Regions from separate parts of the Mus musculus genome. Here region 1 is linked to region 2. A link is a loop called in an ENCODE intact Hi-C map of the cell type or tissue named here. Cell type or tissue: left cerebral cortex. All regions are shown on one strand. Each heading gives the region's core, and the rest is flanking DNA. Links, peaks and the distances in the headings are about the cores only.

Evidence for each region. Hi-C counts contacts between places; a loop is a spot of excess contacts. Peaks named below come from ENCODE experiments on the same cell type or tissue, not always from the same donor. Only the 100,000 strongest peaks of a DNase experiment are listed, where the experiment ranks them.
Region 1: a loop joins it to region 2, with 4 times the contacts of the local background. A loop is called at or near these places in 4 of 42 quality-filtered maps.

What each region holds. Positions count from the first base shown.
Region 1 is chr17:34,884,682-34,899,695 of GRCm38, reverse strand. It overlaps Zbtb12 (zinc finger and BTB domain containing 12), which reads right to left and starts at 5,137. Exons shown (of 2, transcript NM_198886.3): 1 at 4,927-5,137; 2 at 2,852-4,475. The coding sequence starts at 4,455. The coding sequence ends at 3,076. It overlaps Ehmt2 (euchromatic histone lysine N-methyltransferase 2), which reads right to left and starts at 726. Exons shown (of 27, transcript NM_145830.3): 1 at 443-726; 2 at 130-336; 3 at 1-36. The coding sequence starts at 722. In left cerebral cortex, for the core only: CTCF peaks have their summits at 5,301 and 8,141 (motif pointing left); DNase peaks (open chromatin) are centred at 4,317, 4,785 and 5,382; H3K4me3 peaks cover 1,770 bases; H3K27ac peaks cover 1,737 bases.
Region 2 is chr17:35,222,925-35,237,145 of GRCm38, reverse strand. Nfkbil1 (nuclear factor of kappa light polypeptide gene enhancer in B cells inhibitor like 1) reads left to right here and starts at 1,360. Exons shown (of 4, transcript NM_010909.5): 1 at 1,360-1,496; 2 at 1,915-2,194. The coding sequence starts at 1,440. It overlaps Atp6v1g2 (ATPase, H+ transporting, lysosomal V1 subunit G2), which reads right to left and starts at 550. Exons shown (of 3, transcript NM_023179.3): 1 at 301-550; 2 at 1-29. The coding sequence starts at 382. In left cerebral cortex, for the core only: CTCF peaks have their summits at 602 (motif pointing right), 2,195, 4,921 (motif pointing right) and 6,571 (motif pointing right); DNase peaks (open chromatin) are centred at 1,268, 2,071, 3,840, 4,941 and 2 more places; H3K4me3 peaks cover 2,513 bases; H3K27ac peaks cover 3,623 bases.

The DNA of each region.
Region 1 (15,014 bases), core at 2,205-10,204, 340 kb after region 2:
TGCTGGGGGAAGAGGGGAACGACTTTGTGGCATGGCCTAGAAAAGAGGCAGGCAGAAAGGGGGTGCAGGGTGAGCAGGCATGCAGAAAGCCCCTCTGCGCCCCGTCTCCCTCACTCCCCAGTCTCTCACCCAGCACGATGCGACCCCCATCTCCCTCCAGGCTCTCGGGTTCGTCCCCGATGAGTGATGCGGCCCCGACAGGGGTGTCAGCCCCCTCATCGCCGACGGTGACAGTGACAGAGGCCGGAGAGGAGGGGCCGGCAGGCTCCAAGGAGTCGGGGTTGGCCTTGGGAAGGGTCTCCTCACTCTGAGGGGTGTCCCCCAAAGAGCTATGAACTGTCGGGAGGGGAAAAGAAAAAGTTCAGGGCTGAAAGCTCCCGGGATCCCGTGTTGGGGGTGGGGAGGGTGGAGGTCCGGTCGGGCCTGCTCCTGCTGCACTCACCTCTCTCGGCGGCTCCTCGGGGCTCCTTCTCCAGCAGCAGCGCCCCCATCTCAGCGGGGGCCTCCCCCTGGGAGGGGAGACAAGGAACCGGGGGGCCGGTCAGCCCGGCAGGCAGCTGGGGGGCCCAAGACGCCTGGGCCCTGGGCAGCGAGAGCAGGCTTCGGGGCCTACCTCGCCCTCGGTGGGCGCCCCCCCGACCGCGGCCGCGGCCGCCCGTGGGGGCCGCACGCCCCCGCCCCCGGGCCCGCATCAGCCCCCTCCCTCTCGGCAGACCCCGCATCTCTGGGGCCGGGAGCAGAGGAGGGGGAGGGGGCGGGGCCTCCGCGCCCCGGCCCCGCCCCCTCCTCCCGGCTGCACGCGCCGCTCCCCCTTTGTCCCCCAGGCCGCGGGGACCCCGGCCACCAACCCCTGCAACGCCCGCTGCGCCCCAGCCCGGCGGACGGCCCCTCGCGCCCCTCGCGCGGGCTCCCGGGGTCGCGGTGCCCACCGCCCACGCAGGGGCAGCGGGCGGCGGCACGTGCGACTCGGCGCCCACTCCCCCCACCTCCCACCCCCTGGTCCCCTCATCCGCCCCCGGTGTTGGCCCCCTGGTTTGCTGTAAGTTCGGCTCGGGCCCCCCGGCCCCGTTGCACCCCCGGAGCATTGCACGAGCGCGCGCTTCCCCCGGGCGCGCGCGCGGGCATGCACCCGCCTCTCCCCCTCCCCTTCCGCACCTCGGCGGCCGCCGCCGCAGCAGCTCCCGCCGCCGCCGCCATCGCCGCTTGCGCGGGGGGCCGAGCCGGCGCGCGGCCGCCCCGGGTCACGTGGACAAGGAGGGAGGGCGAGAAGACGCCTTAAAGGAGCCGCTGCGGGCCTCTTGGCCATTTTTGCCCCCCAGAATGGCCCTGGAGGTCCAGAACTGGGGCCTGTAGGGGAGAGGGCGTTCGCTCCTAGCCTGGGCTCCGCCGGGAGCAAGGGTGAGGCTCGACTGGGCTGTGGCTTCCCTGTCCCCGCCCGGTTTTGGGAACACGTGTAGCCTGAGCCTTTGCAGCTGCCGCGTGTGCCTTTCCCGTTCTGAGCCGCCAGATAGAAGGCTGGGACTATATCAGTTTTGAACTTTAGTGCACAAGAAGGGGCGACAGAGACTCACGGAAGACACCTTTACTTCTGGGTCAGTGTGCTTTTGGAAATCTGGGGGAAGTGTCTTCGGTTGCACTAGATATGTCAACTGAATGCAGCGGAGACCTCAATCTATTGACAGTAACTATTTCTGCCCAAATACTTCTCCATGGAGGGGGGGGGTCATGGTCCAGCAGACAGCTTAAGTATGATGGTAGACACAGCAAGTATACAACCCTGAACACTATCGAGGGCACCATCCCCCTCCAGGCATTAAGTCCTAGCCAAAGCTTGAAAATGCCTGTATGGTTGCTCACACAATATTGGACAGACAGGTACTTATGTTACTGGGCCCAAGGCCAATTCGGCATCTTATGGGAACTGTAGTCCTCTTTGGATTAAAAACTTTTCAGAGCTTTCTGGGAATTGTAGTCTTCTAGGTAATCAACTATAAGTTTAGCTGGTATTTCAACTTTCCTTAAAACTTGAGCAAAAATATGCAACAGATGCCCTTTTGCCATCTCTGTGGGTTCACTGGTCACCTGTGGCCCATGGCTTGCACTGCCACCAAACCCCGCATGGTTTATGCCAGCACCAGGGTTGCCAATCACTGTGTGATAAGGTTTCTGCCTAAGTGTTTAGGGCGTGTTCCGAGTCTCTGCTTGAGGCTCCTTTTGGCATGGGACTACAATTGTTAGCGCTGGGAGAATCTATGGTGGGTAGTCACACACATGCAATTGCCAGAATATAAAGAAAAAATGTTTTTGTTTGTTTTTTTTGTTTATTTTTATGGAAAACAAAAACTAAAACCCCAAACTCCAGAAAAAATCCTAAAAAATAGTTTTCTTTAAAAATACTGTATGTCTCTACTCCTCTCCCTCCCCCCAACAGCCCTCCTTGTGTCCTTTTTTTCTAAGTGCCCTGCCCCCCCACCCCTCCGCTACTCACTGTTCTCGCTACTGTAGCCTAATGTCTCATTACCTACCCAGGTTGCCCACCGTGTTCTCTTACCTGGCACATATCATTTCATTTCCGGTGAGCCTTGTATCTACTTTCCCACTTCCCCAGCATGCAAAAATCTCCTCCCTTCCTTCTGGTACTTCATACATGTGTCGCCCTCCGCTCCCTTCTCCCTGTCATCTATTCTAACCAGGGGCAAGTAAGCTGCTTCCTGGCAATCCCCCTACAATTCCCACCCCCACCCCATCTCAAGAAACGCTAGAATCCCCCCCCCCCCCAGCCAGCTTTAGCCAGGAAAGAGCTGTTCTCCAAAACTTTCAACTTTGCCTTTTTTTTTTTTTCCCTCTCTTCCTCCACATCGTTTATGCACCTCTTCAAAAAAGAAATCTTTCTTTGGGATCCCACATTCCCTCAGCCTTATCAACCCTGTCTCCGGCTCCATCTTTTTCTTCTGCTCTTTGAGGCATGGTCTCTCTCTCTCTCCAGTCTTCCTCCCTCAAAATGTTTGCCTGCCCTCAAACCCCGCCCCTCCCCAATTCTGCCGGGCCCAGGACCGCCCCCAGCCTCTTGGCCTTTCAGCGGATGAGGACATTGATCTCAGCCACACCAGCTTCCAGCACGTTCTCAGCTGTGGTTTTGCCATGCTGCTCCTTGAGGTGCCGCCTAATGGCGGGCTTGTGGGCAAAGCGCACGTCACAGTAGGAGCACCGGTAGGGCCGGGCTCCTGAGTGCAGGTTGAGGTGATCGTGCAGTGTGGACTTCTGAGTAAAGCACTTGCCGCAGATGCCACATGAATGGGACTTGACACCACGGTGGACGTTCATGTGGCGGTTGAGGTTGCTGCTGTGGTTGAACTGCTTGCCGCAGCGTGGGCACATGAAGATGAAGTGTTGCGCACGCATGTGGAAGACCAGCTTCTCCACACCCTGGAACACTTCAGGGCATTTGGTGCATTTGATGTTCTTTAAGGGGTTTCCACTTGAGAAGCCCCCAGGCAGAGGTCCCCGGCTACCCCCTGCCCCCAGACTGCCCCCCGCCCCCCGGGCAGCCATGGCCACCGCTGCTGCTTCCACTAGGCCCGAGGTGGCCCCCACACTGGCCCGGCCTCCTGGGATCAACAACAGGCCTTCCCCTTCCGCGTCCTCTGACAGGCTGTAGCATGCCTTCACCACCCCTTGCGGTGGGGTAACAGTGTTGGGGGCCACACTACTCTGGGCCAGCTCTCCCAGGTGGCTGCTCACAGAGGCCCCGATACCCAGACCCCCGGCTAGGCTTCCAGGGGGTTTGAGCCGGTGTGCCACTTCTAGAGCCGACTCCACTTTGACGATGCAGATGTCAGAAACATCTTCATCTTCATCCTCATCCTCCTCTTCCGCCTTCAGCTCTAGGTCCTCATCCAGCGGAAACTCCAGCTTCACCGGTCGCAGGAGCGGAGGGGGTAGAGGAGGTGGTGGTGGGGGTTTTGGAGCTGGCTTTGGGGTCCTGGCTGGAGGGAGGAGGGACTTGGTGGCACTGACACTGCTTAGGAGGCTAGCCTCGCTGACCCCATCTTCTTTAAGGCCTATTTTGGGCTCAATGAACTGGCTAAGGGCGTTCCGGCATTTCTCCACTACATGCTCCATTTGCAGGTAGGAGGCTGCTGTCAGGTAGTTCACGATGTCCCTGACTGCGAACTCCAGGGCGCCTGTGTAGCAAGAGAGGAGCAAGTCCGCCACAATACGCGCGCTGTGCATCAGTGAGACCTGCAGCTCAGAACTGGGGTTCAGCAAGAACTGGTCCCGGAGGAACGGTGAGCAGGCGGCCAGGATGACCTTGTGGCCACGGAATTTGAGGCTGTCGGCCACGATGGTCACATCACAGAACCGCTCCTCTGCACGGAGCTGGTTCATGTTCCGCAACGTTGCGGCCTCGTGGCCAGGCAGCTGGAAGCGCAGGACTTCCACCCCAGAGGCCATTGTGGCGGGAGTGGACTGCCCTGGGTGGGAAGGAAACGAGTCAGAGACAAAGGTCTCTGGCTGTCGGAGGCCAAGGCTCCAGACCCCTCATCCCTACCTCCCTAGTCTTGGCGCGCCTCCCTCAGTTTCCCCAATTCCAAGGAGGCGCGGTCCCTCCGAGGAGGGAGGCGTGGTTCCCGGGGGCGGGGCAGCGGCGTCCACACCCCCCAGTCCCGCAGCCCGCGCGCCCACGGGAGAATGGATAAAGGGGTGGATGGGGGGAAAAAACCAGAGGATTGCAACTCTGGGGTGGCCCCCGGTTGCAGGTACTCCTCACCCGCCTCGCTCTAGCCTGGGCCGCGCTGCTGTGAGTCCCCCTTTTCACGTCCTCCCACCGCCCGGACAGGTCGTGCACGCCCCCCTCCCACGCGCAGATCTCCGTGGCACGCCCCCCCACCCAGACTCACGACCCTGGGTGCACGCGCCTCTCACCTGGCCCGGTTCCGCGTGCTGATTTTTCCCCCCTGGTCCCCCACCCCCCCGGGGCCAGCGACGCCCCCCACACACGGGCAGGGCCGGGGCAGCGCGCAGGCGCGGGGGTGCACGGGGTGCGCGCGCGGGCCGGCTCCGCGTGGGCGGGAGGGGGAGGGGCGGGGGCAGCTCGTGCCGAGTGTTCCAAGGCCCCGCGCAGCGCAGCGTCCTCGCGGACTCGGGGCGGAGGAAGAGGGGAGGGAATTAAAGGAGCAGGATTCCCCCTCCCCGACCCCCCTTTTCTCCCCCGGCACCCCCACGCGGTTAAAGGGCTGGACAGTCGGGCCTCCCCTTTGGCCAGGATTATTTGTCCGCCAGAGCGGAAATACGCTCCACACCGCCCCCTATTTCACGCTCCCCCTCCTCTCTGCCTCTGGGGCCCGCGGCCCGTCTGCGCGTGCGTGCCAAGGCCCGCGCACTCGGCCCCGCCCCCGGCTCCTAGAGCCCCCCTCCCGCGCCCCAGCGCGTCCCCGCTAGCCCCGCCTGCCCCGCGCCCCCCAGCGCGCGCGCTCCCCGGGAACTGCGCAATCTGCGCGGCCACCTGCTCTCCAGCAAGGCGTCACTCCCGCCCAGCTGTGCGAGTCAGGCCACCTCCCAGAGCCTTGGACCTGCCGGTGGCCTACCAATCTTAGGATCACTGCTGCCCTCGGGTGCATCCTCCGCTGAATGTGTGCACAGTTCCTCAGGCCACATTTCCAGACTTTTCCAAGTCTTCTGAAGCTGGTGCCCACTGTAGTCCTGATCTAAAAGAGAATTTCACTTTCCACAAAGCCTGATGAGCCAGCGCTTGCCCTCAGCTTGTCCGGCTTAGAGCACACGGTTACGTCAATCACACTCATTCTCCCTTCTATTTTATCCACTCTGACTTCTTGCCAAGGTCAAGAACCCCACTCATACTGTGAAAGATTAGTGCGTTTCACCTTCACTGTGTAATTAACCCTGGGACTAATCTTGCAAATTGTGCAATTATTTATATTGGTACTAATGTGCCATCTATAATTTTCTCTGCACCCACTCTGTCCTGTCCCAGAAGAGGAGATGCTCCCTGACCCTAGATACCCACTCTACTCCGGACTGGCTTTCTTTGCCACTCCAAAACTACCTTCAACACAACTTCAATGTGAGTACCTGTCTTGAAGGCTAGCCCACCAGCGCTTCTGTGCACCCCAAATACCCACACTGGCTTTAAAGAATAAAGTCCTCAGGGGGTGGCCGCTGTTGCCTGCAGGTTATATTTTTTTTATTACACCCTCCAGGAAGCTTCTCAATCCTGAGGATGCTCAACTGCTTGCAACCCGATGCCCCCCCCCCCCCCAAGACATCTTGAATACAGGAATTAAGTTATGTATGGGCTGTGTTTTGCAAATAAAAGTCAGACAATAAATGGCTGGGTGTTGACATCATTGGCTTTCAGCTGGACCTGCATCCGCCCATACAAAGTTCATTCCTGATTGAACCGAATTCTCACACCCAAGAGATGCTGTTCCCGGAGAAGGCGCAGACAGCCGCGAGGCAGTACCTTGGCTGTGGTCTTTCATGTTCCTTTTAGAATTCTCTGACTTGTACCCTCACCCAGCTCACTTTGTGGTCAGGTCGTGGATTTTAGGGGGAGTGTAGGCCATTGTGTCTGGTACACCTTGTTTAAAGCCACATTCACTGCCTACTGCACTAGAGTGAAGCCTTGGGCAAATCAGTTCTCTGAATCAAGATGTCTTTATCTTTGAACTCAAGGTTCTGAATGCTTACCAGGCTGATAGAGGGTTCTAGGGAGCCTCTTATACACTGAACAAACAAACACACACTGGATCTGTGGTAACACTGGTTTTTAATTTATTTATTCATTTATTTTTAGTGTCTTTGCTTTTATGAGAAATAGACTCTGGCAGTTTCTTTGTTTTCTTCTTTCTTTCATCCTTTCTTTCCTTTTTTTTTTTTTTTTTTTTAGCCCTGGCTATACTGAAATTCACTCTATAGACCAGCCTGGCCTTGAACTCAGACATCTGCCTGCCTTCCCCACTGCCTCTCTCAAGTCCTGGAATAGTCATGCCTCATCACCACTATGACAGTTTCAAAAGAATTTTCCTTTAAAAATTCTGTTCTCTTATCTCATTTTTTTCTTTTTCTCCTTACCAAACTTTTTTGTTGTTGATTTGTTTTTTGTTTTTGTTTTTTGTTGTTTTTTTTTTGAGACAGGGTTTCTCTGTATAGCCCTGGCTGTCCTGGAACTCACTTTGTAGATCAGGCTGGCCTTGAACTCAGAAATCCGCCTGCCTCTGCCTCCCCAGTGCTGGGATTAAAGGAATGTGCCACCACCGCCTACCAAACTTTTCAAAAGAATTATCTATGGGGCTGGAGAGATGGCCCAGCTGTTAAGAGCACTTCTTTTTGTAGAGGACCCCAGTGGAATACCCAGAATTCACCCTGTGGCCCACAACCACTCATAACTGCAGCTCCAGAGGATATGACACCCTCTCCTGATATCTGCAAGCTCCAGGCACACACATCCTAAACACACACAGACACATGAATGCACACACACAGCACAACATACATACACACATAAAATAAATCCTTAAGAAATTAAAAAGGAAGAATGCATATTTCACTGGGAAATAGGAAAAACTGTCAAGTTAAAAGGAATGAGTTTGGCCAGGTGACTTCGGTGGTGCACGCCTTTAATCCCAGCACTTGGGAGGCAGAGGCAGACAGATTCTCTGAGTTCAAGACCAGAGTGAGTTCCAGGAGAGCCAGGGTTACACAGAGAAACCCTGTCTTAAAATCGCACCCCATCAAAAGAGAGAGGGGGAGGGGAGTTGGAGCTGGGAGGGGTGGTCCAGGCTTTTAATCCCAGCACTCAGGAGGCAGAGCCAGGTGGATGGAGCTCTGTGAGTTTGAGGCCAGCCTGTCCTACATAGTTTCTGGTCAGCCAGGGCTAAATAGAGACCCTATCTCAAAACCAACAGAGTTTGGAGCATGGTGAGAAGGACTCCTGCTCCCTTTCTTTCTTTCTTCCTTTCTTCCTTCCTTTCTTCCTTTGGAAGAGCAGTCAGTGCTCTTAACCACTGAGCCATCCCTCCAGCCCCTTCTGCTCCCTTTCTTAGCACCCTTGTGGGGAGTCTCCTAACAGCTTGTAACTTCAGCTCCAGGGGATCCAGTGCCCTCTTCTGGCCTCTGCCCGTACCTGCACTCACAGGTACATCACCTCCCCTCTTAAACACATATATCGGTAATTTAAAATAAAATGTTTTTAAAACTGAGAGTTTGTAAAGTTTTGTCTATTTATTTAATTTATTTATTTGACACAGGTTTTTCTCCATGTTATCCTGGATGTCCTAGAACAAGCTATATAGTTCAGGCTCAGAGATTCTGTTTACAGAAAACTCTTGGATTAAAAGTGTGAGCTCTACCACCAGTAAAAACAGATGTTTTTTTTTTTTTTTTCCAGTAAATAACATAATCTCAGGGCTCACAGTGTGATCAAATATCCTGTCTCCACCTCTTCACAGTTGGTGCTCCAGGGTGTCACCCCCTGCTCACAGGCACTGCATGGCCTAGGCCCCCCTCTCTTCCTTATCAGGCAGAGGGACAGGTGCTGAAACCTTTTCAGACTTCTAAAGAGATCTGATGCCTACTCTGCCTGGACCAGGCAGCATGGCTACAGAGGAATGCCTAAGTAACAGGAGCAGTGGAGCTGGTCTCAGGGCCTTCCCACCGCAGCTGTGTTCACTGATACCCTCATTGAGTCAATGGTGAGTGACCATTGATCATCACTGTCAGTCGGGGGATCCGGTGCCAAAAGGCTTCAAAGGGAGTACTAGGAGAAGGCTTGGTGTGGAAGAGCCATGGGTGGGAGGGGAGAACCAATCTCCTGAAAGTTGACCTCTACACTCCTGCCAGGGTAGATATACCTCCCAGACACAACCCCCACAGACCCCACTACTGTTGCAGGACAGTTGATCACACTGTGAACCCTGAGATTGTGTTATTTGCTGGAAAAGCCACCGTTTTTAGTGGTCGTGCGGCTCACACCTTTAATCCAAGAGCTTTCTGTAAACAGCATTAAATGAAGTCAGGACGGGGCACAAGCAACCAACTGGTTTTCAGGAATCAAACATAGGATTATTAAGAAAAAACCATAGAGAGTAAGAAGGAGTCAAGGAGGAGGGCTAGAGAGGCCGTCAGGAAGTAGAAGGGAGGGATATTGAGTGAGAAGGAAGTTTTTTGAGAGGGACATTGCTTTTGGGATGTTGACTGAGGAGGAAGGTCACCTGGGTGCTTTCTCTGCCTGTCTGAGCCAGCAGGCTTTCAGCACAGCATCTGGGCCCAAGTTTTCATTGTAATATCGAGCAATTGGGATTGGGTTAAAACACAGTCACCACCACTCGAATATCCGCCTGCCTCTGCCTCCCCTGTGCGGGATCAAAGGCGTGCACCAACATGCCCAGCTGTACTCCCTGGCCAAGGTTGCAGGTTCTGTTCCCAGCACTCACGTGACAGCTTACAAGGGTCTCTAACTCTGGTCCCAGGGGAATCTGGCATTTTCTGCTGGCCTCCAAGGGCACCAGACATACACATGGGGCACATTACCTACTCACAGGCAAAACACTCATACACGCAGCATAAAAATGATAAGAGTCCTTTTAAATTTGTTTGTAAAGCAAAAGTTTAACATTTAAAAAATCATTAAAGTTACTAGGGCTAGTGGGTAAAGGCACTTTCCCTCCAGCCTGAGTTCAAACCCTGGGGTCCACACAGGGGAAAGAGAGAACAGATGCCCGTAAGTCCTACGGCCTACGACCTCCACAGTGCATCGTGGAGAATGCTCCCCATAAAAAAAAAAAAAAAAAAAAAAAAAAAAAAAAAAAAAAAAAAAAAAAAAAACAAACAAACAAAAAAACATAGAATAAGGAAATGTAAGGAAAAGGTGATATTAAAATCAGACCTAGCTGGGCGTGATGGCACACGCCTTTAATCCCAGCGCTGGGGAGGCAGAGGCAGGCGGATTTCTGAGTTTGAGGCCAGCCTGGTCTACAAAGTGAGTTCCAGGATAGCCAGGGCTACACAGAGAAACCCTGTCGAAAAACCAATAAATAAATAAATAAAATAAAAAATAAAAAATAAATAAAAATAAATAAAATCAGACCTGGTACTCACTTAGCAGGAGGGCAATCATGCCTAGCCAACCACACACAGCTACTGAAGTCATGGCTCTTGGAGGAGAACCTATAACCAACCAGCACTTTACAACGTTTCCCCTAACCATATCCTAAAGATTGTCTTTATACCACAGACAAGGGTAGTCCACACCCCTCCCCCTTCAAAGAAAGTTCTCTTGGCATCAGACATACAGTTACAGAAAGCCACAACCCATCAACATGTGGACTTGTGGAGCCCACTCCCAATGGATATGACAATATGACCCTTGGACCTAAGGCTCAGGGATCATTGAGGAAGAGGGATGGAAAGACTGTCAAAGCCTGAGAATCAGTGAGTTTTTTTTATGAGACTGTGTTTTCTAGGAACATCAGAAACTCCGTCCATTAAAGTCTCACCAACATGACCACCAAACAGGAACTGGACAAGGATGGCACGGATGGACAGATGGACATGCCAGAGCAGATGGGGAAGCCCATGACGCCTCAGCCCTACACAAAGGACTGCAGGCAACTAAGGAAAGCTGAGAGCAGACGGAGCTTTCCCCAGGGAAGAGCACAGCAGTTGGTCACTCAATACCAAATTGTCAGCCAGGAAAACATACATATAAGTAACATTATACAGACTGAGCACATACTTATGTATTTAGGTATGTATATGCCATATGTATGTGTGTGTGTATATATACATATATACATGTGGTATATATACATAGATGTATGTATATATATATATATATATATATATACATACACACATATATGGTATATGTACATGCATGTATGTATGAATATATACGACACACATATATGTTGGATGTATGTAATGACAACTAATGGAAAAAGAGACCATGAACTTGAAAGAGACCGGTGAAGTTAGAGTGAGAAGTGGGAAGGAGAGAAATTATGTAATTAAATTATAATCTCAAAACTAAAAGAAATAATTAAATAATTAAAAAATTTACACAACTTGGCCTAATAGACATGCCTGCCATCCCAGCATGTGGGAGGCTCACCTCAAGACTCAGGCAGGGGGATGAGGAGACTCACCTCAAGGCTCAGGCAGGGGGATGAGGAGACTCACCTCAAGGCTGTCTTTGGCTCCTATCCTGCTGCCAGATCTCTTGAGACCCGGTGTCAAACAGCCAATATGCAGCCAGGTCTGATGGCAAAGGCTTTTAATCCCAACACTCGGGAGGCAGAGACAGGCAGATCTCCGAGTTCAAGGCCAGTCTGGTCTACAAAGCAAATTCCAGGACAGCCAGGACTATACATAGAAACCCTGTCTCAAAAAGCCAAAACTGAGCAGTATGTAAGCAAACACAAATTGGTAGTTGACCGGGGTGGCTCAGCGGTGCCTGGCCAAGTATTACACAAGAAGCCCTGGGTTCGTTTCCTGACTTAGTGATTCAGAAGGAAGGAGAAGAGACCCCTGGCAGTATTACATTGGAAACTCACCACATCTGTTCGCTCGTCTGAGGCAGAGTCTCACTATGTACCCCTGACTGGCCTGGTAAATGTAGGTTAGAGAAGCATGGAATTTATGCAATCCTCCTGCTTCTGTCTCTTGAGTGCATTCTGAGGCTCTGTCAGCTAACTAAGGACTTCTGATGTGTAGGACCCCTGCTCACAGTCATTGTCTAATGCCACTTGGCTGTGTAAGGTAGAAAAATTAAGTTTGACCCCCTAGACCAAGTTAGAGCCAAGAAAGAAAAATAGTTGGTCTCTGAAGCAGCCTGTTCTGAGAACTGGCTGACCACAGAACATATAATTATACAAGCCGGTTCAGTGACCTTGTTCCAGGACCTGGCCGACCACAAAGATTAAAATCTTGAGAACAATCTTGAGAAGCAGGGAGTTTCCCCTTGTGATTTTTAGTTCCCCCTTGTGATTCTTCACTGGTATTTTCAGTATTTTCCAATAACACCCTCCCTACCCCCTTGGGTTATGGTTTTTCCTTTAAATACCCCCTTTCCCAGCTGCTCGAGGTTGAACTCCTCTACCCCTGCATGGGATACGAGTCGGCCCCAGTGCACTGGTTCCTGTCAATAAACCTTGTGCAATTGCAGCAAGGACAGTCTCTCGTGAGTTCTTGGGGGGGGGGGTCGCATCATCCCTACAATTAAGTGAGGGCCTCCCATCTTCGGGGGTCTTTCAGCTGTAACTTCAGCAAGACTCAGACATTTGGTTCTGTCCTGTGGCTGGGAGGCAGAAACTGGGAGTATTGATAAGTAACCTGCATGGTTCCCACAGCTGGGTTCTGTGAGAACCAGTACACACACACAGACACACATACACACAGACCTCCCTCCCCACACAGACACAAACACACACACACACACAGACACACACACACAGATACAGACACACACAGACCCCCCCCACAGAGATACACACACACAGACACACATAGACCCACACACACAGACCCCCCACACACACACATCCCCTTTACCATGCACATCAACCCCTGCCTGACAGCAAGTTCAAAGTCACTTCAACTCCTTGTTTCTACTGTCTATGAATTTGAACTCGGGGAGATCTGCCGATCAGTGACTAGAACTATGTGTCACCAGGCCCCACCCATCCCCTAAAAAATTACTTGTGTGTGTATGTGTGTAAGCATAAACTTTTTGCGACCTACTTTTAATAAGGGCTCAACCTCTCCTCTAGCCCACCACCCAGCAGAGGTAGTAGAAGAGAAAAGTTGTTAGGATATGGGGGAAGCGGTCCTGTTCAGCAATAGTTCTTTGCGGGCGAGTTGATCTTCTTTGGCAGTAGTTCAGTCCTGTAGCAAACACCAAATACAGTTTAGCAGCTGCAGACCAGCCCTCTAGGCAGGTAGACACAAGGCAGCTACAGTCCAGTCCGTTCAGCAAGCAGACACTGGGTAGCTGTGGTTCAATCCTGATGAAACTGCCAGGAACCTCCTGAGCAGATCTTAGGTGAGTTTCTCTCACTGGCAGCGTTATCACAGTGGAGCTCACAACACCATGTAAAGTGAACCAATACATGTGTGTCTTTAGCAAAGAATAGCAAAGTGGAGCAAACCAAACCAATTCTCATGCTCCCCATGTCTGTGGGGTCATATTTATACTTCATCACGCATTCTTTCACGTGTTTGCTATGTCAAAACATCCTTTCACCTTTGTCTGCTTCAGGAAAACAGTCTTTCACATGTTTGCTTAAGCAAGACATCCTTTCGCCTGTGTGCCCCAGCAAAACACCATTTGACATAACTAACTTTCCAAAGAACTAGAAGTTTCCAATTTGGTGTGCGTATGTGTGTGCAGGCCTGTGCACATGTGTGTATACATGTATGTGTGCTTGTGCATGCATGTGTGTGCATTCACATGAATGTATGTGTGGGATACACATGTGATGTGTGTGTATGCATGCATATGTACAAGCGTGTGTGTGTGTGTGTGTGTGTGTGTGTGTGTGTGTGTGTGTGTATAACTATTGAGAAGTCGGCTCTCTCCTCCCACTATATGAATCTAGAAAGTTGAATGCAGGCTTGTCTGCAGGCTTATCAGCAACTCCTGATTCCCACTGAGCCATTGCTTCAGCCTCTCTGACTCCCTTCTTCCACACAACTGTTTTTGGGGGGTGGGGTGGGGTGGGGTTGAGACAGGGTCTCTGCTAGCTGAGCCTGTCCTGGAATTTGTTCAGAACTGAAGGATGACCTTGCGCTCCTGATCCTCCCGACTCAGTGCTAGAGTTACAGCCATGAGCCACCACTCCAAGCTTTTTGATCTCAGCAGTTGGAATTTTAGAAATTTAGAATATGATTTGGCTCCAAGGAACTGACTCATGGTAACTGAAGTCAGGAAACAGCTTATGGTCCCTGCAGATATAACTTCAGGATGATTCAGTGTATCCCACAGCTTCAGCGTATCCCACAGCTTCAGTGTATCCCACAACTTCATCCTTTGCTCAGTTGGGGTTTTTTTTTTTTTTTTTACAAAGTTATTTATTCATTCCCAATTTTATTTATTTATTTACTTTTGAGACAAGGTTTCCCTATGCATATGTAAGACTGGCTGGCCTGCACCGCACTATGAAGACCAGGCTGGCATTGAACTCAGAGATCTACCTGCTTCTGCCTCCTGGATGCTGGGATCAAAGGTGTGTGCCACTAGGCCCACTCAATAAGAGTAAATCTCAAAGCCAAGACAAAACACCAGCTGGGCACAGTGGCTAATGCCTTTCATCCTAGTATTCAGAAGACAGCTCTCTGTGAGTTAGAGGCCAGCTTGGTCTACACAGCAAATTCCAGGCCAGCTAGCCCTACATAAGTGAAATCTCATCTTAAAAACAAAAACAAATCAACAAAAAGTTTCCATAGATTGAGAGTGAAGCTCAGTGGGTAGAGTGCTGGCCTAGCATTCAGGAAGTCCCAGTGTTATATATGTCAGGTGTGGTGGCACATGTCTATAATCCCAGCATGCAGGGCTACAGAGAGGATTTGGGCTGTGAGAGACCTTGTCTCCAGCAAACAAGCATCACAGGCAAAAATACAGATTTGGGCTCTGTAACGCTCTGTCTTGGGCCCATCTTTCGGCCCCAGCTCTCCCCAAGGTGACTCTCCTGGTCAGTTTTCTGAAAAATTCTGTATGTATGCAGAGTTGTGGGGCTGGGGGTAGAGATAAGGCCTTGCCTAGCACACACAGAAGAAACCACAACAAACCAAAGGGGTGGGAGAAGGGGAGAGCAGGTACAGTTATATCTCCCATGCCAGTTTTGTTTTCATTTTTGTTTGCTTTTTTTTTTCTCCACAGAAGACGGCGTCCCATACATACTGTGTATGTCGTCAATAGCCTGTATTTTCCAGTCTCGAGGTGTCCTACTCTATATAGATGAACCTTAGGATTGAGAAGCCGCGTGGTAGTCCAC
Region 2 (14,221 bases), core at 1-8,000:
CTTCGCCTGCTTCAGTCGCCGGGCCTTCCCTAGAGGCAGAAGGACAGTGAGTGTACACACACACACACACACAACCAGGTGCGTTAGTGGGATCAGTGCCCTCTAGAAAGTTATCCAGTTTCCTGTCAACCAACCAAATGCTAGACTGTAAAACCCACCCGTTTCTTCTACCCTAATAGCCTCAGTCCCCCATCTGTCCTCATTGTCCTTGGGCTTTTTTTTCCTAAGGACTCAAATGCCCGCTATCCCCTATTCCTAAATTCTCCTTCCATATTCCTAAGAGAGGAAAGGGGGGCTCACTCTTCCTGGCATCGGCCACCTTCTCCGCTGCCCGCTTCTCAGCCTGGAGGAGCTGCTGGATACCCTGGGTCTGACTGGCCATTTTTATCACTAGAGAGGATGCTGTTCCGAAGGCGACCGAGGTACCAGACGGCTCCCACCCTCCAGCGCCTACTCCTCCGGGCCCTTGATGCGGTCCTCCACTCCCACTGGGTCTTAGCGCTCCCGTTTTCACTCAGTCTCCTGCACCGGGTGGGTGTCTGTCATCCTCACACTGATGACTGGTCCTCCTCTCGAACCTCACTGAGGTAGTACCCGAAACGGCCGCCCGAGGGCAGCAGAGACCAGCCCTGTGCTGACTACTGCAGCAGGTGCAGGGCCTCTCCGTGTCACCAGGGTCCACAGAGATGGGTCTGGGGGAAGCGGAGGGCAGAGTGTTTGGGTGTGAGGAGATCTTGGTTGGTGGTCTCGAAGGAGACACAAAGGCGATGAGAATGGTGTGGGAAGGTAAGGATGCGCTTGGACACAGTACGCTGGGTTTCACTTACACTCCCAACTGTGTCTCCACGCCTCCCTCCGCCCTTACCCCCTCTTTTCAGCCTCCATCTTCTCTTCAGACTTTCCCCCCAAATCTGAACGTCTGCACACATCTCCCTGCTCTGTCCTACGTTTGCCTTGTTAGTGTCTAACCATGTGTTTTTCTTTTTTGATCTACCCATATACTTGGCCTCATTGTGGTTGTGTGGTGTGTGTGTGATTATGTGTGTGTGTGTGAGATTGTGTGTGTGTGTTTCGAGACAGGGATTCTCTCTGTAGTCCTGGCTGTCGCTGCAGCTCGCCCTATAGACCAGGCCTGCCTCTGCCTCTGCCTCCCTTCGAAAGCTCGCCTCTCATCTTCCGCTTGCAGGAGGACCCTATGTCGCAAATTGTCTTATTTCCCCTCCGGAGACCTAATCACAAGTCACCCAGTCCGAGCGTTCGGTACGATTTCCGGGATGGAACACACAGTTCATTTCCGCCCGAAACTTGCGCGTGTGCTTGCGCCATTTCCTGCATCCTGGCGCGCCTCCTCCCTCCCCACCTCCCTTCTCCGAGCGTCTTAAGCCCAGGCCTCCGGCCTCCGTCTCTGAGGGTCCTTGGGGGGGCGGGGAGCAGGTCTGATGAGTAACCCCTCCCCCCAGGCCCCAGAGGAAGAAGCCTCTACGTCTGTCTGTCGGGTACATTATATTCCATTTCTAGATCGCTCTTTGAATTTGTGACTTTTCTCCAGATTTGTGGCTAATGAAAATTGCCCCCATCTGGCCTTACTTGATTTTTGTTGTTGTTGTTGTTGTTTCCCTCCAAAGTTCAGAATTAACTTTTTTCTTGGGCTCTGGAACCTTAAAACAACTATGTATCATTTTCTCAAAAATTACATCAAAAATTAACTCTGTGATTCCCCCCTCCCCACCAGCCCCCAACTCCAACCCCATCCCCACCCTCCGCCCCAAACTTGCCATCTGCTAAGGGATGAGAGTTTAGAATAGGCCTTATCTCTTGCTGGAGATGCAAGGGGGAGGAAATAGGAGGTAAAGGGAGAAACGGGGAAGAGCGGAGCTGGGACCTCACCGCTGCCATTTCCCACTTCTTCCTCAGCCCCAGAGTTGTTCCATGGCCTCCGCTTCCCGCCGGCACCGCCGAGAGCGACGCTTCCGGCGGTACTTGTCTGCAGGACGGCTGGTGCGAGCCCAGGCTCTCCTCCAGCGACATCCCGGGCTTGATGTGGACGCTGGGCAGCCCCCGCCTCTCCACAGGGCCTGCGCCCGCCACGATGCCCCTGCCCTGTGCCTGCTGCTGCGTCTCGGCGCTGACCCTGCCCACCAGGACCGCCATGGCGACACGGCGCTGCACGCTGCTGCCCGCCAGGGCCCTGATGGTGAGTGGGTCCGTGGGAACTGGTCTTGAGAAGCTGGCCAGATCTGAACTGAAAGAATGCGTGGGAAATAAAGGCCTGGTGTGGTGGCGCAGGTCTTTTGACTCTGGGCAAGCAGAGGCAGGAGAATCTCTCTAAGTATGTAGCCTACACAGTGAGCTCCAAGACTACAGAGAGACCCTGTATCATACAACAAAATAGTTGGGAAATAAGTTAGTTCTTTGGTCCTTGGGAACTGTTGAAGATCCCTGGTTGGGATGTGGCCATATCTCTCTAGTAACAGAAAAGCTTATCCTAACATCGCCCAATCAACTAAGGGGTGTGTGCTAGCATGGTGTGATTGTTTGTTTGTTTGAAGATTTATTTATTTTATGTATATGAGTACACACTGTAGCAGTACGGATAGTTGTGAGTCTTCATCTGGTTGTTCGGAATTGAATTTTAGGGCAACCGCACTCTCTCCTGCCCATATTTATTATTATAAATAAGTACACTGTAGCTGACTTCAGACGTGCCAGAAGTGGGCGTCAGATCTCACGACAGATGGTTGTGAGCCACCATGTGGTTGCTGGGATTTGAACTCAGGACCTTCAGAAGGGCAGTCAGTGCTCTTACCCACTGAGCCATCTCACCAGCCCGATTGTTTTTGTTTTTGAGTCAGGGTCTTACCGAGTCTCTCAGGCTGGCCTCTGCATCCCAAGTGCTGAGGTTGTAGGCATGTGTCTCCCACACCCAGCCGCATAGCTCGCAACTCTTTCTTTACATTTCCTAGCTTTCAGCTCAGTGACTACTTTGTTTCTTTGATGGTTTTTTACCTTGCAGTTGACTGCTCAGGTCAGATCCCAGCTCCACTCACCCCACCCCCACCCCCTTAATTTTGCTTCTCTCCTTGCATAATCAAAACAATGGCAACCTTGTAATAATGCCACAAACACCTTACAAAGTATCCATGCTTTGTCACATGATCAGCTGGGCCGGCCAGAGGACTTGAAACTTTTACTTGGTGTTATGCCGGAGATCTGCTGCTGTGTGTTAGGGATGGACTCATGTCCCTTGACACATACCAGGCGCCAGACCAGTTTTCTTCATTCTCACCAAAATTCTGTAACAAAAATCCTACTTAAGCTGGTGGTGCGGTCTGGAGGCGGAGGCAGTCCGGGCTCTGCAAACTCAAGGCCAGTCTGCTCTACATCCAAGCTAGCCGGAGCCACGGTAGAGAGACGTCAACAAAACATCTCCAGTCAGCATCGGTAGTGGCTCCACAGTGCAGACAGCCTCTTTCTAGTTCATTTGTGTTACTTACTGGCAGATAGCCAGCCCAGAAACAGCCTCCCCGCCTAGAAAGACAGGAAGTTCACAACACACTCCTGTAATCCCAGCCCTCGGGAACACCTCAAGGCCAGTCTGGGCAGGGCCTAAGAGTCTCAAAAAGTGAAGGAAAAAAAAGCCATCAAGCAGATCTCACCTAACCTACATGGCGGCTATGGTGTGACTAGTTTTATCCCGCTGAGGTTAACACTCAGGGGTTTCCTACCAGAACCCTGCACTCTCCTGCCCCTGCTCCCCCAGCCTCTTGACCTAGCCCCAGATGGCATACTTCTAGATCAGTTTTGCCAAATCCCACAGTTCTGGAAACAGCGTAGGTGTTGCCTTTGCAGTGACAGCAGAAGCAATTCCCTGGAGAGCAGCTTCCAGACTAGAACTGGAGGAGAGGCCCGTCTGTTAAGAGACGGACGGCCTTCTGCCCACAGATCAACAACCCTGCTCACTCACTCATCTCCAGCTTGGCCTCTCCTTGATCAAAACCAAAACCAAACCCAAAATCCTCTAACACAAATAAGATGGGCCTGCGTAGTTGATTTTCTTTAAGCTTAAAGAGAGGAAGGCTGCAGCTGCCTGGCTGAGTTTATTATGGGATACCTGAAGAGAAGAAGTCCCCAGACTCCTGAATACGTCCTGTGGAATCTTTATATACCACCAGTAGGGCTGTTCCAAGCAGAGTAGCAAGCCGGAAGCAGCCTCACTTCCAGTTTGAGGTTTTAAGAGCAAAAAAAATGCAATTGTGGCGTATACAGAAAGGCAGCTCTGGACAGCTGCAGCAAGCAAGCTTTGCTTACAGAAGCAGAGAGGTAGCGGTTAGATGGTCAGGCAGTTAACCTTCAGCTCAGAGTCACACTGTACAGGAATTTATGGCTGGACCAGAGACCAGTTTACTCTAAGAGCTTATAGCCGTTCAGTTCACCCAAGGTTGTTATAGCACTTAAAGTATTCTTAGGTATGCTTTCAGGAGATGTGTACCTAGATAGAGTTCAGCAGCCGGCTACAGTTTAAGAGGCAGCTCCTGGGTGGTAGCAGTGTGGTGCCTAGGGTTGCCGCTTACGGATCCTGAGGCCTGCACCCTTACCTCGGGAGCTTGTTCGCCTCCGAAACGGAGGTTGTAATAACACATGAGCCACGGACTGGCTGCAGCTTTGCTACGTAATGATAAGTTCCGCGGTTCAGTTAACTTGGCTGAGGATCTCCTAATGGTGGAATAGGCACCGCCACTGTCGTATAGAATTCTGAGAAACATGTGAAACATTTAACACACCGTGGCGAAAGTGAGGCCTCCCTGGGGAGTTTCGGGAACTTGTCTGCATGTCACAGTTGAGAGGTTGCAATGGTCCAAAGAGGAAACCATCCCTCCACACTTCTCCCAACCCCTGGTCTTTCAGACCGTTTTCCCGGCACCTGCCAGTTCTGCCACGAGGTGGCGCTCTAATCCCAACTTCATCTCATTCAGCGGCTGCCCGCTGCTTTGAAGATAGTTGAATGAGATTGATCCATTGAGCAGATTGAGCGATTGAACCTGCAGGAGTCTCCCCTCCACTCTCCTGTTAGGTCAGAGGGCTGCCCTAGGACACTGAAATGACTGGGGAGCGGGGGGTACCACACACAGTAGGGGGCCAGAAGAGGCTCACATTTTAGGCTTTGTGTGTGTGTGTGTGTGTGTGTGTGTGTGTGTGTGTGAATGTCATGGAAGATCAGTTTCAGCTGTCAGAGGGACCCATCAGTAAAGCATGCGTCAAACAGTGGCCACTCTGCAAAGAGCAAGCATGAGTGGACACTGGCAGGCAATATAGTTCTCTCCGTTTTTGGGGGGAGGGAAAAACAAGCTATCATTCTGATGTTAGGGTCTGGGGTTTAAGGTTTGCTTTGGTCTTCTTTAGGGTTTGGCTTGCTGGTTTGCTTGGTTTTTTGTTTTTTGGGGGGGGGCAGGTTGTTTGTTTTGTTTTTGTTTGTTTGTTTGTTTGTTTTTACATAGATTCTTTCTGTAGGCTTGTCTCTTCTGGAACTCAGTATGTAGATCAGGTTATCCACAAACTCAGAGACTGATCCGGTCCCTGAGCCTAAGTCCAGGGTTGCAGGTGTGAGCCCGCACCAAGCCTCATCCCCAGCCTTCGTTTTTCTCTCTTTAGTGGAGACACCACCATGTAGCCCTGGCAGCTCTTGACTGATATTCCTGACCAAGACGCAGGCCTGCACCTCCAGGCTTGTTTTGTGGTTATGTGACACTCACTGTGTGCTGATCCGTCAGCACGGCATAGACAGCATCCACTGCCTCCCTGATCTGCGCAGTGGAGCCAGAGACGGCCTTGTTTCAGAATGACTGGGCACAGTTGATGTTCCACCTATCCTTCCAGCCTCGCATTCTGCACACCCACAGACCTGTCACCTCGGCCGCAGTTGTCTTCAGTGACCCTAGCACAGGTTTCACAAGCCTTACCCCGTCAGGAAGTGGGTTGTGAAAGAGTTTACCAGAGCCAGACATGGTGGCATAGGCCTGCAATCCCAGCACCCAGGAGGCAGTGACGAGGATTACAAGTTCAAGGCCAGCCTTGGCTACAAGGCCATCCTGAGCTACAAGAAACCCTGCCGGGGTTTGGGGTGCCAGAAATAAATAGAAGGCAGACAGTAGAGAGGAGCTGTCTGCACTTGGCATCAGGAAGTGTTTTCACACCATGGTACCCTGGTCGTTTAGGTCTCGAGGGAGGGACACTTGTGTGGGCTCATGTCAGATGCTCAGCTGGATATTCCTCTACTGTGGGATACTTGTCACAGTGTAAGTTATTTCTTAGAGTCCAAAGTTGTCATGAGTTACCAGGGGTCAGACCCTGATGGGCTGAGCCTGCTTGTTAGAGAGAATTCTCTGTAGTGCTGTTGTGAGATCGACTGCAGCCTGGCTCATTGAGCTTTGTTCTTCTAATCTTAAAATTTAGTTTTGTTTTTCTATCTGTGTGTAGAGGTCAGAGGATACAGTTGTTGGTCCTCAACTCTCATTGTGCTTGAGACAGAATGTTTTTTAAGATTTATTTATTTTATTTATGTAAGTACACTGTTGCTGTCTTTAGACACACCAGAAGAGGGCATCAGATCTCATTACAGATGGTTGTGAGCCACCATGTGGTTGCTGGGATTTGAACTCAGGACCTCTGGAAGAGCAGTCAGTGCTCTTACCCGCTGAGCCATCTCTCCAGCCCATCTTGTTTGTTTTCCAACCATGTCCTCCAGGCTAGCTGGCCCATGAGTCTCTATGGACTCCCAACTCCACCGCTTATCTTGCAGTGGGAGTATTGGGATTGCAGATGTGGGCTGCTGTGGCTGGGATTACAGATGTGTGCTGCTGTGGCTGGGATTGCAGATGTGGGCTGCTGTGGCTGGGATTGCAGATGTGGGCTGGTATGTGGGATTTCAGGTGTGATTGCTGGGGATGCGAACCTGAGTCCTCAAATTTCCGTGGCAAGCGCTTTACCAATATTGTGTTCTTCCAGACCCAAAATTAACTCTTTCTGGTCTTGCTCAAAGACAGTAGCAGTCTTGCTTGATCCCAGCCCTGGGCAACCAGCCATCACAGAACATCACCCGCACACCCCTACGCATGAGGCTCACAGAAGATGGAGGCCATCATCTGGAGTTGCATCAGGGCTGAGTGCGGCCCTTGCCCACAGTGCTGATATGTCAGAGTCATGAGACCACAGGACATCAACTTTGTTGGAAAGAGGAGGTGGAGTTACTGTTGAAGGGGACCAGAGGTCAGGCTGTGACACCAGAGCAGGGGCTCCTGGGCGGTGGGAGGCAGCATCAGTGTTTACGTAGTGGCTGCTGTTCCTGAGGCAGCACCATCTGGAACTGAGAGACCTGAAATCAGGGAGACATTGATTTACCATAAGGTTGAGTAAGCAAGGGCCAAAGACACACAGCAGACTTAAAACAGAGGTTCCTGAGAGCTGAGGGAGTCCAGACGCCTAAAAGAGCTGCTAGGAGCTGCCCCACGGAGGCTGGTGAAACCCCCGAGTTAGACAAAGCAACAGCTGCTTTGTTTCTCGCTGGAATAAAGAGATGAGAAACATCTGAACACCAGGGAGGCAGCACAGACTACGATCATGCAGTTCTGAGACTTGCAAATATTTGTAAGTTAGAACAGGAAAGCTGTGAACATGGAAGAGCTGTCCCTGGACAGGACCGTGTGTCACCTTGTGTGTCATAGCCATGTGGCCTTCTCGGGAGGCTCTGAGAGTCTCAGACCCAACCTTAAGACAATAGAATACAAGCAAAATAATGGTGAGTGTCCCCTCGTCCAAGGCCAGCATCACACTGGGCCTGTGGGGAAATGGAGGGCATTAGGGTGTGTCTGTGTGTGTGTGTGTGTGTGTGTGTGTTCGTGTGCGTGCCGCACCAGCCATTGGGATGGAAAAGAACCCTCTCTCTGTCTAGGGAGCCTGAAATGTTGGGGTAAAGGTGGGACTACCCAGATAGTTTAAGAGGTCTCCTTAGGGAAAGCCAGAAAGAATCCCTTGAAATGAGCCCCTCGGTGCCTGGAGGGGGTAGGAAGACAGAGCTTGAATTGGACAGCGGGCTTCCCAGTGCAGCACCGTCGCTCTGGCAGAAGACCCAGGTTCAGTTCCCAGCACCCAAGGGATCTGGCCCCTCTCCTGACCTCTGTAAGCATCAGGTACCCACGTAGTGTGTATACATAAACGTTAGGAAAATGCTCAGACACATAAAATCTAAAAACACATTTTTTTTAAAAAATGAGTTTCAAAAATCCTATCATTAGAGCTCAGAAAGGAAGAGAAATTACCTCAGCTGCTCACTAGGATCTGGATGTGTTTAAGGATGGCTTTCACCTGGTGCTCCCCAAAAGAAGAGAGGGCTCTCCAAGCAGTGTGCAGGAGTAGGCTGCCTAGGCTTTGACTAGAACAACCCTACCTCCAGACACAGAACAGAAGCCTTACAGCATGGCTGCAGTCTGAGAAGAAAGGAGCTGACAGGCCTGCCCGTCCACTTAACTCTGAAGGCTTTTGTCCTGAGAGAGGGTTGGTTTCAGGTTGTTTGTTTATTTGGCTGTTCGGTTGGTTTTTGAGACAGGGTCTCTCTGTGTAGCCATAGCTGTCCTGGAACTCACTCTGTAGACCAGGCTGGCCTTGAACTCAAAGATCTGCCTGCCTCTGCCTCCTGAGTGCTGGGATTAAAGGCAGGAGGAAGGATTTTTATGGTAAATCCAGTTCCCAGGTTGTGTGAATGTGAAGTGCTCCCAGTCAGACTCGGAGCCGTACTCACCCTGGCACCCAGTGGCATAGCGCACAGGGACAGCACAACCATGAAGGGCTTGGAAGGGCCGAGTTTGGAGTGCAGCCTGGTGAGGTCCCTTCCTTGTTAGATTTGTCCCCACCCCCTTTCTAGAAGATGGAGGGCACAGCAGCAAGGAGGTGGCACTGGATCCTGAAGGCCTTGCTTGTTCTGAGTGACACTGGGAATGAGGACCGGGTCCCTGACAGACTGAAGGGAGCAGGGAGTCAGATCCAGGGCTCGTATCCCGAGACAGTGGAACCCTGGGATGTTGTTTGTTTTTACCACCCAGGATCTCCTAGACTTGGTGAGCAGGGTGCGTGTGCGTTAACATCTGCTTCTTAGTTCTCCCTGTCGTGGTTCTACGCTGCAGACTCTAGAAGGGAGGGGCCCTGAGACCCAGGAGGAAGGAATCAAGGGATGTGTATCAAAGGCAGGGCACAGAGCAGGCGGTGCAGGCTGAGCGGGCTGAGCCCAAGGATGAGTATGGCAGCCCAGCTATGCTGAGACAGCGTCTTGGGGACATTTTTATGGCAGCTTTGGGAAGGTTTGTCCTGGGCCAGGGTGAGGGTGAGGGTGAGCCTTATAGAGACCACTCCTCTTGGACCTCTCCAAAACCAGGAGCGTCCTGGGCCCAGGATTTCACTGCCTCATGCCAGCATCTGGGATCTCTTCTGAAGAAAAAGGTCAGACATTAACTGGTGTTCGAAGGCAGCTGCCTTGCATCTCTCCTTAAGCATGCTCCGAAAAAGTTTGTCTTGGAGAGGTAAACAAACCCATTTAGTCATTTCTTGAAGGCAACAGTTGTTGGTACTTAATACGTGATATGGCTGCAGCCAGACATCTGAATGGTGGCCCTGGGGGCTCTGGGAGCACTGGCTTCCCTGAGAAGAGGAAGATGGGACTTCCCGGGAGGAGGTGGCTGATTTTGTTTTATGCTAATGTTTATCATCATCATCTTCTTCTCCTTCATCATCATCATCTCTTATTTTTGTTGCTGTCTTCTGAGACAAGGTCTCTACATAGTCTCGGCTGTTCTGGAACTCATTATGCAGTCCAGACTATCCTGGAATAAACAGATCCTCTCACCTCTGCCTCTCCAATGCTGGGATTAAAGATTTGTGCTCCCACACATGACTTGAAAACAAATGAGCAAAATCCTAGTTTTGTTAAAACTCAGTTTCAAAGTAACCAAAAGCCTGACAAACTTGGCAGAAAACAATCTTCATGGCCAAGACAAAATCTCTGTCACTTGAAGGAGCTTTTGGTCAACGCTTCAGGCAGCATCTCCCAGACGCTAGTGTGAGGCAGAGGTTGGCCTTCAGCGTGGGTGCGCGTGCTGCACTGCACCGGGTTTCACCGGGTTTCGGTGCCCCAACCAGCTCACCCTCACCTCCAAGCTGCAGACCTTGTGGCTGACGCTCACACGTGTCAGTTTTACTCTCGTCTTAGCTTTTCCGTTTTGGAAAAGTCCAGTCATTTCACCTTAGGAGAATCTTAATTTACACATGCAGACCTTCTTCTTAACTAAAAATACCCTTTTCCTTTCCACCTTCCTCACCAAGAGCGCCTCTCCACACTCCATGCCTCTGCGTCTCCTATACACTGTCTCTTTTTACTCTTTACTTCCTGACCAGAGCCTTGTCTGTTCAGCTGCATCCGGGACAAAAGGTCTCCTGGCATCACTGCAGACATGATAGCTGACTAGGGGGCGCTTGTCTGTCCAGAGTCTTTATAACTGCTTGGATTTTTTTAAAAAGTTCTTTTTATGCTTAAAAAAATGTTGAGATAGAGAATTACAGAGTATTCCATTCCTGTAGAAGCTGACAAGGATAACAATTGACCTTGGGCGGTAATTGTCTCAGTTTAAGCCCCAGACTGGAGACATGGCCCACGGTGTTGCAACAATGTTGTGTGTTAACCTTGTAGTTGCAAGTTTTAGATTCTAGATGCAAGTTGTTCCTGCCCCTCATCCCCTCACCTCCCCCCCCCCCCCCCGAAAGAAATAGGAAGTTGTTGGGTTTCCTTGGAGGACCAGGGGGAGAGGAGAAAAAGAGAGCGGGATGGAGCAGAAGGGGTGGGGTGAAGGCTGTTCAGTGGGGGCTGGAGATTCTGTTGGGTCCAGTGATGGCAGATTCCATCTAGAGCAGTTGTGTTTGGGGCAGGTCCATCAGCGGGAGGAGACATAGACCCAGATAGTGTTTCCGCCTGTGTCAGCTGCCTTGTCCAGGGCACAGATGTCGGGGTGTGATAGTTGTTCTCTGGATGTCCTACCTGAAGTCTTTGAATGTGTGTGGATGAGAGGGAGTGCAGTTGGAGGGAAGAGTCAGAGGGGAAGGTGGGGTGCAGTCGCCAGGTGGAGGGATAGGTGCTGGTCTTGGAGAAGCTGGTGGTTGAGTGGGACCTGGCGTGGCCATCAAGTCTGTCGCCTAAGGCTGAGTTCAAGGGAGGCCGGTATGAGAGGCACCTGTTCTTGTCCCGTGCTGAGGCCATAAAGGAGGGATTTTTTTTTTCCTTAAAATAACGCCAAAGAGATCCAAGTGTAGGACAGGAGTGAAATGGTGTGTTGTGCTGTGGCCAGCCTAGTCTGGCCAGATTTCATTACAAAGGAAAATAAGGTTTTGTTGGCTGTGTCTTTTGAGAGGTTGAACATAGAGTTTAAAGAATGTGAGTCAGAGGTCATGAAACCCATCATACCAGAGATGCGCGCTCATCCAGAAGGCCTCGGAGGGCAGCAGGCCTCTTTCCAGTACTTTCCAGTACTGACTTGACTGAGGTGCCCAGAACCAGGGCATCCTCTGAGAACAGAGACCTCCTGGTCCGTGGGGTGAAATCCAGTTGGTCAGGCCAGACTGACCTCAAAGAGAGACACACAAATAGCTGGCCAGAAAAGGGGGTTCACTGCCCCTGAGAGAGTGAAATTTGGGCTACCCACGGGTCTCTTTATTCAGAAAGTCTGGCTGGGAGGAGGGAGATGAGCAGAGTTTCTTATATGGTTGTCTATGGTGCTGAGGTTCCAGCCCCCAAACCTGTCCCTTTTTCCGTGTGGTCCCTCCTCCCTCTGAGTGGAAGTGCTGTGCTGTTAAAGGTGAGGAGAGACTTACACTTTTGTCATCAAGGAAAGAGTATTTCTTCCACAGAACTTTGCATATTCGCTTCCCTGTGTGAAAGGGTGCTCCGGCAAACATGATGGCACAAACCTCGCAGGAAGGTGGGCAGGAAGAGAAGATGTTAGTGAACATTAAACGCATTGATTTAGGGGCTGGAGAGGCAGCTCAGGGGTCAAGAGACCACAATGCTCCTGCAGAGGACCCAGGTTCAGTTCCCAGCACCCAGGTTGGGCAGTTCGCAACAGCCTGTACCTGCTCCCCGTGAGAGAGTACCAGGACAGACGGGTATGTAGAGACCCTTGTATTTTTCTGGCTACTAGTTATATTTTTCTGGTACTTGTTATATTCAAGTACACTATAGCTGTTTTCAGACACCCCAGAAGAGGGCGTCAGATCTCATTACAGATGGTTGTATTATTTTGTGAGTAACCTGTTCATGTCTTCATTTATTTCCTTTGGAAATTTTTTCATATTTGTACATATATGAAAATACTTTTTAAAAAGTATTTAATCCTTAGGGCAGGAGAGAGGGCTCAACAGTTATGAGCACTTGACTGCTCTTCCAGAGGTCCTGAGTTCAATTTCCAGCAACCACATGGTGGCTCACAACCATCTGTAATGAGATCTGATGCCCTCTTCTGGTGTGTCTGAAGAGAGTGACAGTGTGCCCTCATACATAAAGTAAATAAATACATCTTTGGGGGGGGGGTACTTTAAAATTTATTTCATAACTTCATTCCAGCTTTAGGAAGGTAGGTGCTGGCAGAGGCCAGGCGAGGAAATGAAACTCCCAAAGCGGCTCTATTACCCACACATCTCTCTGTTCAGAAAAGTCTGGCTGGGACAGGGAGATGGGACTGGAACTCTCTGTAGATCAGACTGTCCTGAAACTTAGAGAGATCCGCCTGCCTCTGCCTCTCTGCCTCTTCCTACCAATTACTGGAATTAAAGGCCTGTGCCACTATGTCCGCCCTAATAAAACCATTTTTTAAAGATATATTTATTTATGTATCATTTATTTTATGTATATGAGTACACAGTAGCTGTACAGATGGTTGTAAGCCATCATGTGATTGCTGGGAATTGAACTCAGGACCTCTGTTCACTCTGGCCCAAAGATTTATTTATTGTTATATTCAAGTACACTATAGCTGTTTTCAGACACCCCAGAAGAGGGCGTCAGATCTCATTACAGATGGTTGTGAGCCACCAGGTGGTTGCTGGGATTTGAACTCAAGATCTCTGGAAGAGCAGTCAGTGCTCTTAACCACTGAGCCATCTCTCCATGAAGGGTTGTCATGCATGCATGCACAGTAAAGCCCAGCAGGCTTGCACATGTTCTGACTTAGAACACCCACCCTCGGCAGATATGTGTCCATGTCCACACTCGTGCAAGTTTAAGGCTAAAGGCTTTGGAGACACAGTCTGACAGACAAGGTGAAGAGAGGTCTGTGTCTCAGCTCACAGTGGAACACTCATTACAGTCATCAAAGAGTGAAACAAACGGCAGGTTCCTGGGGGAAAATAAAAGATAAAAAGCCATGAGGAGGGAGAGCTGTTAGTTCACCCCAGCCTGACTCCACAGTGAAACCTGTCTCATAAAAACACCAAGATGAACAGCTAGCTGCTGCTGTCAGCCTGTGTGGGATGTGTATGCCCCAAGGATTCTGTTAGTTTCAGTTGGATGTGGTGACCCATAACAAGGTAGGAGAGTCACGAGGTTGAGACCTAGTCTGCAGTTACAAAATGAGCTCTAGGACACCCTGGGCTGTGAGACCCTCTCACAACACACACACACTCACACACACACACACACACACATACACATACCATAGCCAATAAAATAAATCGGGTATTTCAAAAGAAAACAAAAACAAAATGAAGCCAGTTGCCAAGATAGGCAAATACCTCTGAGTAAATGGGCATAGTGTGGCCACAGCTCCAATAACTTGCCGTGTGCACAATTGTATGGAGCAAGGTAGGACTCGAGGTTGCAGCAGACTGTTCGCAGTTATGATGTTAAGCTGGATATGTTGGTATACACACATACACACACAAAATAAAAAGACAGAGTTAAATCTTCCATATGAGCCTGGGCCTACTCAGAACATATAAACACACACATAAGCACACACTATGCACTCACACACTCAAACACACTCTGTACTCTCACATAAATACACTGCATTCTCACACATAAACTCACTGCCTCACACTCCCATAAATACACACTATGTATTGACACACTCATAAACACACACTGCACTATTGCACTTGCATAAACATACATTATGCACTCTCACACACAAAC